2 separate regions of the Homo sapiens genome follow, and region 2 is linked to region 1. A link is a loop called in an ENCODE intact Hi-C map of the cell type or tissue named here. Cell type or tissue: sigmoid colon. All regions are shown on one strand. Each heading gives the region's core, and the rest is flanking DNA. Links, peaks and the distances in the headings are about the cores only. Region 1 overlaps LINC02917 (long intergenic non-protein coding RNA 2917). Region 2 has its middle 110 kb from the start of LINC02917.

Region 1 (4,405 bases), core at 318-4,317:
TCAAATAAAAAGTGTTCCCCTAAAAGAAGCACCATTAAAAATTTCAGGGCAGAAGTATATCTCCCAGGTGTTATCAGATCATGTGTGTGACTTTTTCAATCTGCTCATGAGACAGGCCTACCAGACTTTGAAATTACTTCAAACTTGAGGATCCTTTTGATAATGAACACATCTGTGATTTATGAGAATGTGGTTGTACTTCATGGACTGCGATTTTTTTTAAGCATGGTATAGAGCTACTACCTACCATCTCTGCAGATTGTACAGAATTATCTGTGGCAGGATGCGGAAGATGCAGAGCACCTCAGCCCTAACTTTGTGACCAGCTAAAAGGGTTCCAGAAACTTTACATAAGCAATTCCAGTCAATCCTTGCTGTTATCCCGTAACATATTTTGGTAATAATCCTATTACTATTTTCAGACCCTTCTAGAATTAAATCACTTCTGTGACTGGATGGTCGTGGAATCTGTGATATTTAACACTACCTCTCTCTTCCTACCACTTAAACTCATTGCAAAGAACAGAAAAAGTGACTCAATTCTGAATAATTAGTTCTTTATAAGATATGCTGTCACATAGGAAGAATAATATTTTAGATGTTTTTACTAATTCATAAGACATTTCTAATAGGCAGCACTGCGGTAATATGCTTACTAAGTTCCAGTTTTGTTTGACCTGCCAGAAGTAAATTGTTCCTGTAAAGTTTTAATAATCCATGACATGTAACTCAGGATTTTTTCTAAAGGTTGTCATTATTAGCACTTATATAAATCCAGAAAACATTTTAATGTAAGTTAAGAGCCATTAGGACCTAGGAGGAAAAACGACTCTTAGGGCATTCCTGACATTCAGCGAGGATATTTTGAAACAATAATTCCTCCAGACTAACAGGCAGAACCCACTGCAGCCCTATGCTGTGGTGTCTGGAAAAATTCTTTTCATTAGTTCTGTAGATCACAACAGAAGGGGCCTTTCTCACACAGAGACATCTACTCAGCTTGCTTAGTTTTTGATCTCCTTTCTTCAATTCAGATGGATTTTGTAGGAACTTGCCATGTGTCACACTTTACCTTATAAACAGTAATGTATCTTTGGAACAACTCCAAAGAAACTATGAGAACATGTGAAATAGACTAGAGTTTATTTCAAGAAAGGTGCTTTGTAATTATGAAGTGTTATGATATGTTGTATGCTATAAACATCTGAACACATTCTGAAGTTGTAGATGTTCATTTCTTTGGAGTGTGAGACTGCCATACTCACCTTAATAACTCATAATAATCCTGTAGATATTAATATTTACCCTATTCCATTGACTATTATTTTCATTGAAGGTGTGTTTTCAGTCCGAGAAAAAAATAAAAATGACAAACCAGACATTCCCATTTTACATAAAATCATGGTGTTAAAATGAATCAACCATAGAAAGATATTATTTATAAAACCTCTGAATTGTTCTAGATAGAGAGATCCAAAAAGAAAAATCAGACAAGTCATGAAAATAACACTCAACTAATATTCTAAGGCCCAAAGAGAATTGACTTGGGTGATTTAGGGTGCTCTATATTACATTTCTGTATCTGTTGGATTTAGGTTTTTTGCCAAAAGTATCTATTAGAGGCAACTCTTGTGATTTCTTAGTTTTAGTGACTTGGGAATAGGAAAGTAGTAGAAGTAGTGGGAGATAATGTCAGCCTTGGTTAAAAATTCTAAAATCTAATAAATGGAAACAAAGCAGTTTTTGAAAATTATGCCTAAGGCCAATTTTTTTATTATGAATGAAATAAGTAACTTCAGTGAAAGTTTTGTAAAGTATTCAAAATGTTTTCTTGATGTAGTTAGCTTCTTGAGAATTTATGTATTTATTGTTGTTGTTATTTTACTCTATTTTTTGATTGCTGGTTTGTTTGTTTCCTTTGAATCAAGATTATATGCTGAATCTCAATGATGGTAAGCCATGAGATTTAGAGAGCTGTACCACGAGCAATCTGATTTACCCAGTTTCCAGAATGTTTGCCTGTTTGCAGCAGTCTGCCTCAATACTGAAGTTTAGCATACTTGAAAATTGCAAACCTTTAGCTAAAAATAACCATTACACATTCTCACGTTGAAAGGTAAGCCTGGGTATTGAAACAGTCATTAGTGTAGAGAAGGGGTGCCTCAAAAATACTCAAACAGCCCTTTCAAACAGTCCATTATTTCTAACTTTTCTATTCCTGTCATCACTACCAGTATCTCCCAGATGACAGAGCTTATAATGCAAAGGGTTAATTCCCTACGTTGCTTGGTCTCCTAAGCAATCAGTTACTTTTCTTTTTTAGTTGTTTCCAAATTAGCCTAATCTTTATCACTTCTTTTTCATAATATTGTAATAGACTAATTGTGTTCCCTGTCTATCTCTTTTGACCAAAGGGAAAAGTTTTGCTTGCTGATGTTACAGTGATAAGAAAGGAAAGAAAGAAAAAGAGAGAAAGAAAGGAAGGAAGGAAGGGAAAGAAAGAAAGGAAAGAAAGAAAGAAAGAAGAAAGAAAAAGAAGGAAGAAAGGAAGGAAGGAAGAAAGAGAGAGAGAAGGAGGAAAGAGAGAAAGAGAAAATGTTGTTTGAGGTCCTAATAAAGTCCTCAGTCTAGTATTCATACATTTTATCTCTCCAAGCCTGACTCTGTGATCTTTACAGCTGTCATACCTCCTCATCTTACACTCATTTCTGTTTTTTCTTGCTTTTGTTCTTACCTTCTACACCTTTGAATGTTCAGCTTCTCTCTGTAATCAAAATTCTAAAATGCTAAGGTTCAAGTAGAGTTAAACTTTTCCCCGAAGCCTTCTTCAAAAATTTACCCTCAAGAATCTTTTCTGTACTATTTCCAGGACATTTTATGACATGGATAGTGTCAATATACCTCATATTTACTAGTTTTCTGTATTTAAGTTAAATTAGGGATAAGCTGATTCTTATATGTTTTTCTATTCCACAAATTAGTTTTCTAAATTACAGTTTATGACTCATTTATAAAATCAATTTAGTTCACCAAGAAGTTTATTTTTTCCAATGAAATAGATATGAATAGAAAATACCAGAGAGTGGTACATGGAGTAAAGATGAATATTGATTTGTAACTCTTTTGTTTTTGTTTTTTTCTTGTATGTGTATGCACACTCTTCTGTTTTGCATCCCGATGTACAAATGTATTTTTTTTACCATGAATCATGGTCGTAAATATTTTTTAAACTTTACGAAAATTATGTCTGTACTCACTCATTCATATGTACAGTTATTCATGCATTCAACATGTTGAGTATGCTGGAAAAATAAAACATAATAAAATAGTCTCTATCTTGGAGGACCTAGGATTCTCTTAGGATAGATTGATAGGTACACAAACAATTGGAGATGATGTGCCTAAATTCTGATATGCAGAGAACAGATAATTCTCTGGGAAGATGAAAGAAGTAATAGCAGTTTCTTAAGTGTCTCTTGTTGGCACTTATTCTTCATTTTCCTAGTCAGAAATCAGCATGCTACATTTTAATTTAAATACTGTAAAGATATTTGTTTAATGCCTAGTTTCTTCTCTTTTAAATGAATTATATGGTTATTGACAAGTAATGAAGTTTAAATGAATTATATGGTTATTGACAAGTAACAAAGCTATCATATAATATAAAATTCTGTTTGGGCAGGTTGCAAAAATAATAAAGCCTCTTCAACAGGCTTGAACTATTTTTTTTAAATGATAGATTCATACTTCAGACAAGCTGTATCTACTTAAAGGAAGAAGTTTCTGTGGAAAAAAATTGGCCTTCGTAAAGTTCCTCTTTACACAAAATAAGAAAACTAACTCATAGTAAATCACCTGTCTTATTCTTTCCTCATATTATTAAAATAATATGCAAGTATGTTGCAATATAATATAAAATTTCAACAGTAGTATACATGTGAAATGCCATATTGATGCCTAAAAATCATATAAATCAATAAAAAATATTTGATAAGCACAACAGATTTAAAATAATTTAGACTGACATTCTATTTTAATTTTTTCTTTCCCAAAATTCAGTGCTCTTTCGTTTGATTGGGTCTACATTAAGAGCCAAATAAAGAAACGTTTGTATAAAAGGATTTTTAAAACACTTGAGAGTCTCTTTGACATAGCAAACATTAGAATCACAATCAAATTAAAAAAGAAAACAGTGGATTGCCATTCTGCAAATGTAACCAAAACATGCTACTGATTTCTAAATAGAGTGCTTTCTTGAAACCTGAAGAAACACACCTCAGATGTGTAACCTATCTGCTCCTCTGAATTCTTAGTACATGCATTTTAAATAAGTGGTATTTTATTCTTTATCCAGCCCTAATTAATTTATGTCATTATTCTTCATTTGAAGTTCATTCGAAGTTTT
Region 2 (4,405 bases), core at 103-4,102, 60 kb before region 1:
GATCTTACTTTTATGATTTGTTAGACAGAGTCAGAGCAGTGTTTAATCTAGTACTAAATAAGCTCACTAGGCAGGCAAGTCTGTTTTGTGTACTCTATCAAATTACCTTTAAATTGTGGGTTTTTTTAATCTGACTGGTGGTACACTGTTACTTTTAATACTAGCAGGTGATTCCTCAACCTTGGACAGCCTCTTTGCATACATTTGTTAGTCAGTATTCAGCTGCATAATTCAAAGGGTATCTTTTACAGATTTCTGGAGTTTTCTGTTTGTTGCTCTCTTCTGTCTGGTACTCAGTCCTTCAAACTCTAGCTGCCTCAGTCTACCCATACTCTCAGCTCTATCTTCCTACACAGGAAATCTACTGGTATTCTACTAGTTTTCTCCCTATTGGCCTAGAAACTCTCTTAAGGAAGTAAGTGTTGGCATGCATTGGGCTCACCTTTTTTTTGCCTACAAACTCTCAGATACCTGTCCTTCCGGGGGGACTGTTTCAGATGAGAGGGGAAAACGTGTCCCTGTTAGTCCATTTTAACTGTAAGTAGAAATGTCTCTTCACAGTTTTAGTCACATTTGGAATAAATGGTCTTTAAAGGTCATTGCAGCCATATAAATCAGTGATTCTTTCACAGGTCAGAATATCCATAGCTGTGTGAGTTCAGCAGTCCCAAATTATGTGCTACTCAATAGGCTACTCTCAACTCCCTGTTCTTGTTCTTGGCCTGAAGAGCCCTAGCTTTAGCTCACACAATTTCTTGGGTGATAAAGTCCAGCTACTACCATCACCGCTACAGATCCATAAGGCTCTATGCAGCAAGTAGAAACCACTGTTCCTAACCTCTGAGGTCAGAGCTTTGATGACTGTGGCTTCTCTATTGCCTGTGTGGAAGAGTGGAAGAGCTGGGCAATGCAACCCAGGAACTTGGGTAAGCTCATACCCCTGGAGTGGACTCTGACCAGTGAGAGACAGCTGAACCATCAGATAAATTGCCTGTGCTTCTTCTACCTCATGCCCATCCTCACCCAAGAGCTCCCACATATAGTGATTTCATCAGGCTTTTCCAGAGATATCCTATATGATTGAACAACGTATTGCATTTTCTTGTGAAATTACTGACCGCTGGATTCATGCCCACCCCGTTTCTTGCCTCATTTCCCTTTTTTCTTCATTTTTATTGCCCTTGCACATAGCTACGCTACCCCCACCAAATAACATTTCTGCATAAGTTTTGGTTCACACTCTGTATTCTAGGGTACTCAGGCTAAGAGAGTGGAAAAATTAAAGAATATTAGAAAGACAATAATCATTCCATTAGGTAATACGACTTCTTCCTTTTTTATACAAATTTAAAATGTCTGGTTTGGCATTGTAAAGGAACAAACAAAAATATTTTAAGTTAATATGTTGAAAATTTATCTCAAATTTCCAGCTCTAGGAGAAATATTATAAGAAACTATTGGTCTTGCTGAAGGAAAAACAACAAAACCCAAATCCTCAGTTCCAGACCAGCTGCCAAACAAGGGCAGGCAAAGAATTTCATATGTAGGTACAATGTCATTGTGGAGGCTGGAATTTTACAGCTTTTATCCAGAATATGATTTGGAAGGTCTGTGGGAGAATAATGACCTAACACGTAAAACAACCTGTAGTTTGCCTGCAATTGTAAACACCATCATGACTTTAAATGGAAGAAACTGAAAATGTTTTTGCCTCAGTGCTCTGCCCTGTGTCATAGCTTTGTGACTTGTTTAAACAAGTTTCCTCGGCACAGTGGAGTGATATTAAACATGTAACACCTAGACCAAGTTACAGGCTGTGCAATGGTAGGAAAAAAAGATCATTTGGTAAGTATGAATTAGAAAGTGAGTAAATAAATTTTAACAGTTTATGTTGACAGCACATTCTAATAAGAAACTCCTGATAATGTGAGATTTATTCATAAAATGCTGTATTAGCACAGTGGAAGTCATCATTAAATAATTATTTTTAAACTTCCTTTTATAAATTATTCTTATTTATTCATAAGAATCAACAAAGTGAAATGTTGGGAGCTGGAAGAAAATGCTACCTAGTGTTAACACGATTTTTTTTTTAAGAAACTTAAAGTATTGTGGGTTGAATTACATTTCCCAGTAAGACATTTTGAAGTCATAACTTCAGTATCTGTGAATGTGATCTTATTTGAAAAAAGGGTCTTTGCAGATATAATCACATTAACATGAGCTCATACTGGATTGGGGTGGTCCCTAATCCACTGATTGGTGTTCTTAAAAGTAGTGCAGAGATATACAGAGACACAAGCAGGGAAGAGGGCAATGCGATGATGGAGGCAGAGATTGGAGTGATGCAACTTGAAGCCAAGGAATGCCGAGGATGCAGCAACCACCAGCAGCGGGGAGAGATATCTGTAACAATTTCCTCCAGACCCTCCAGAAGAAACCAAGCCTGCAAAACTCTTGACTTTGCACTTCTGGCCTCCTGAACTGTGAGAGAATACATTTCTGTTGTTTTATTTCATTCAGTTTGGGGTAATTTGTTACTGAACACAACAGAATTTTATGTAGAACAGAAAAATATTCTTGTAATCATCAAGTCCAATGGGCTGTAATTATTAAAACCACAATTTTAAGTGTACTTTTCTGCATAGTATTAAAAAGTTGCTGAAAACATATAGACAGCTGTTTTCTTATGTGTACTAGTCTGCTTGGGATGCCATAACAAAATACCACAGGCTGAGTGACAACAGAAATTTACTTTCTCACAGTTCTGGAGGCTAGAAGTTCATGATCGAGGTGTTGGCAATTAAAGTTTCTGGTGAGGGCTCTCTTCCTAGCATGCAAATGGCTGCCTCCCGGTTGTGTCCTCACATGTCCTTTCCTTTGTGTGTGTGCCGAGAGAGAGACAGCACTCCAGTGTCTCTTCCTCACCTCTGCTGGATTGGAGACCCACCTTTATTACTTCATGTAAACTTAATTGCCTCCACAAAGGCCCTATCTCTAGGTACAGTCACATTGAGGACTGAGGCTTCAACATATGAATTTGAGAGGTACACAATTCAGCCCATAACACTGTGGTTATTTTTCATTTACTTGTTTCTTTATTTTTATTTTTGTTTACCCATAATATGATCCCTTCTTCCTGTAACTTTTTTTTTTTTTGGAGTCAAATCTCCCTACAAGACTTGGTTTATATGATTGTTGTAGGAGTAACCAAACCCCCACACCAGGGATGGAATATTACATAGTCCTAGCTACTCAAAGGACTTTATCTTTCTATCCAGAAATGAGCATGAGGTTTAATGAAAGTGTTGGTTGGGACTCTTTACAAAGACATAGTGACCACTACAAATCATATTCCCTGGGGTTGCTAAAGTTAGACTTTACATGATGTGGAGTGAGCCTGCCAGAAGATAAAGCCACATAGAAGAAAGTAAAACCAATGAGAGGAGTGACAGACGACATCCTGCTAATATTCATTCAATGTAGTCAGTCAGAAGGTAGTCCCATTATATAGACTTTTGAGTTACCTGAGTCAATAAATTTTCATTTTTGTTTAAACCATAATAAGCTGACATTCTATTTATTCATACTAGTGTCCTGACTATAACAATTCTGAAATTTTAGAAAACTTGTGAATATATAATAATCCTCTATTTTCAGAACAATGATGTTAAATCATGTGATAGGCAGTTTCTAAAATAATCTCCAGTGATCCCCACTTTCTGTTATGTATTTCTCTATACAATCTACCCTTTTAAGAATAATCCAGGCTGGGTGCAGTGGCTGAGGCCCGTAATCCCAGCACTTTGGGAGGCCGAGGCGGGTGGATCACCTTAGGTCAGGAGTTCAAGACCAGCCTGGCCAACATAGTGAAACCTCGACTCTACGAAAAATACAAAAATTAGCTGGGCGTGGTGGCATGCAGCTGTAATCCCAGCTACTCTGGAGGCTGAGGGAGGAGAATTACTTGAACCTGAGAGGCAGAAGTTGTGGTGAGCAGAGACCGTAAGACTGCACTCCAGCCTCTGCAACCGAGCAAGACTCTATAAAAAAAAAAAAGAATAATCTGAACTTGTTGATTCACTTTTAATGTTTTAATGAACAGAATCAGCATAAGAAATGAGAATCTCACTTAGGTTACGTTATAAAAGACTGCATCTTCTGTCTTGAGTGTTCTGTCTCTTGTTATTTATTGGGTCATTTACCTGGGTGAAACCAGCTGCCATGACATGAGGCTCACCTATTAAAGGACCACATGAGTGAGACTGAAGGTAGATTTTCCCCACACTCCCCAAATAGTTGAGCCTTCAGATAAGACACAGATAAGCCAACCTGATGCTTAGCTACAATTTTATGAGCCAGAAGCACCCAGCTAAGCCACACTTAGATTTCTCCTGCACAGAAA

What was found. Peaks named below come from ENCODE experiments on the same cell type or tissue, not always from the same donor. Only the 100,000 strongest peaks of a DNase experiment are listed, where the experiment ranks them.
Region 2: a loop joins it to region 1, with 2.5 times the contacts of the local background. A loop is called at or near these places in 6 of 110 quality-filtered maps.

The regions. Positions count from the first base shown.
Region 1 is chr3:152,154,949-152,159,353 of GRCh38, forward strand. The region is part of intron 1 of LINC02917 (long intergenic non-protein coding RNA 2917); the gene reads right to left. Among named protein-coding and RNA genes, the nearest start is that of LINC02917, 48 kb to the right of the region's middle. In sigmoid colon, for the core only: no CTCF peak of the experiment used is centred there; no DNase peak of the experiment used is centred there; H3K4me3 peaks cover 670 bases.
Region 2 is chr3:152,095,616-152,100,020 of GRCh38, forward strand. No RefSeq gene overlaps it. Among named protein-coding and RNA genes, the nearest start is that of LINC02917, 110 kb to the right of the region's middle. In sigmoid colon, for the core only: no CTCF peak of the experiment used is centred there; a DNase peak (open chromatin) is centred at 1,726.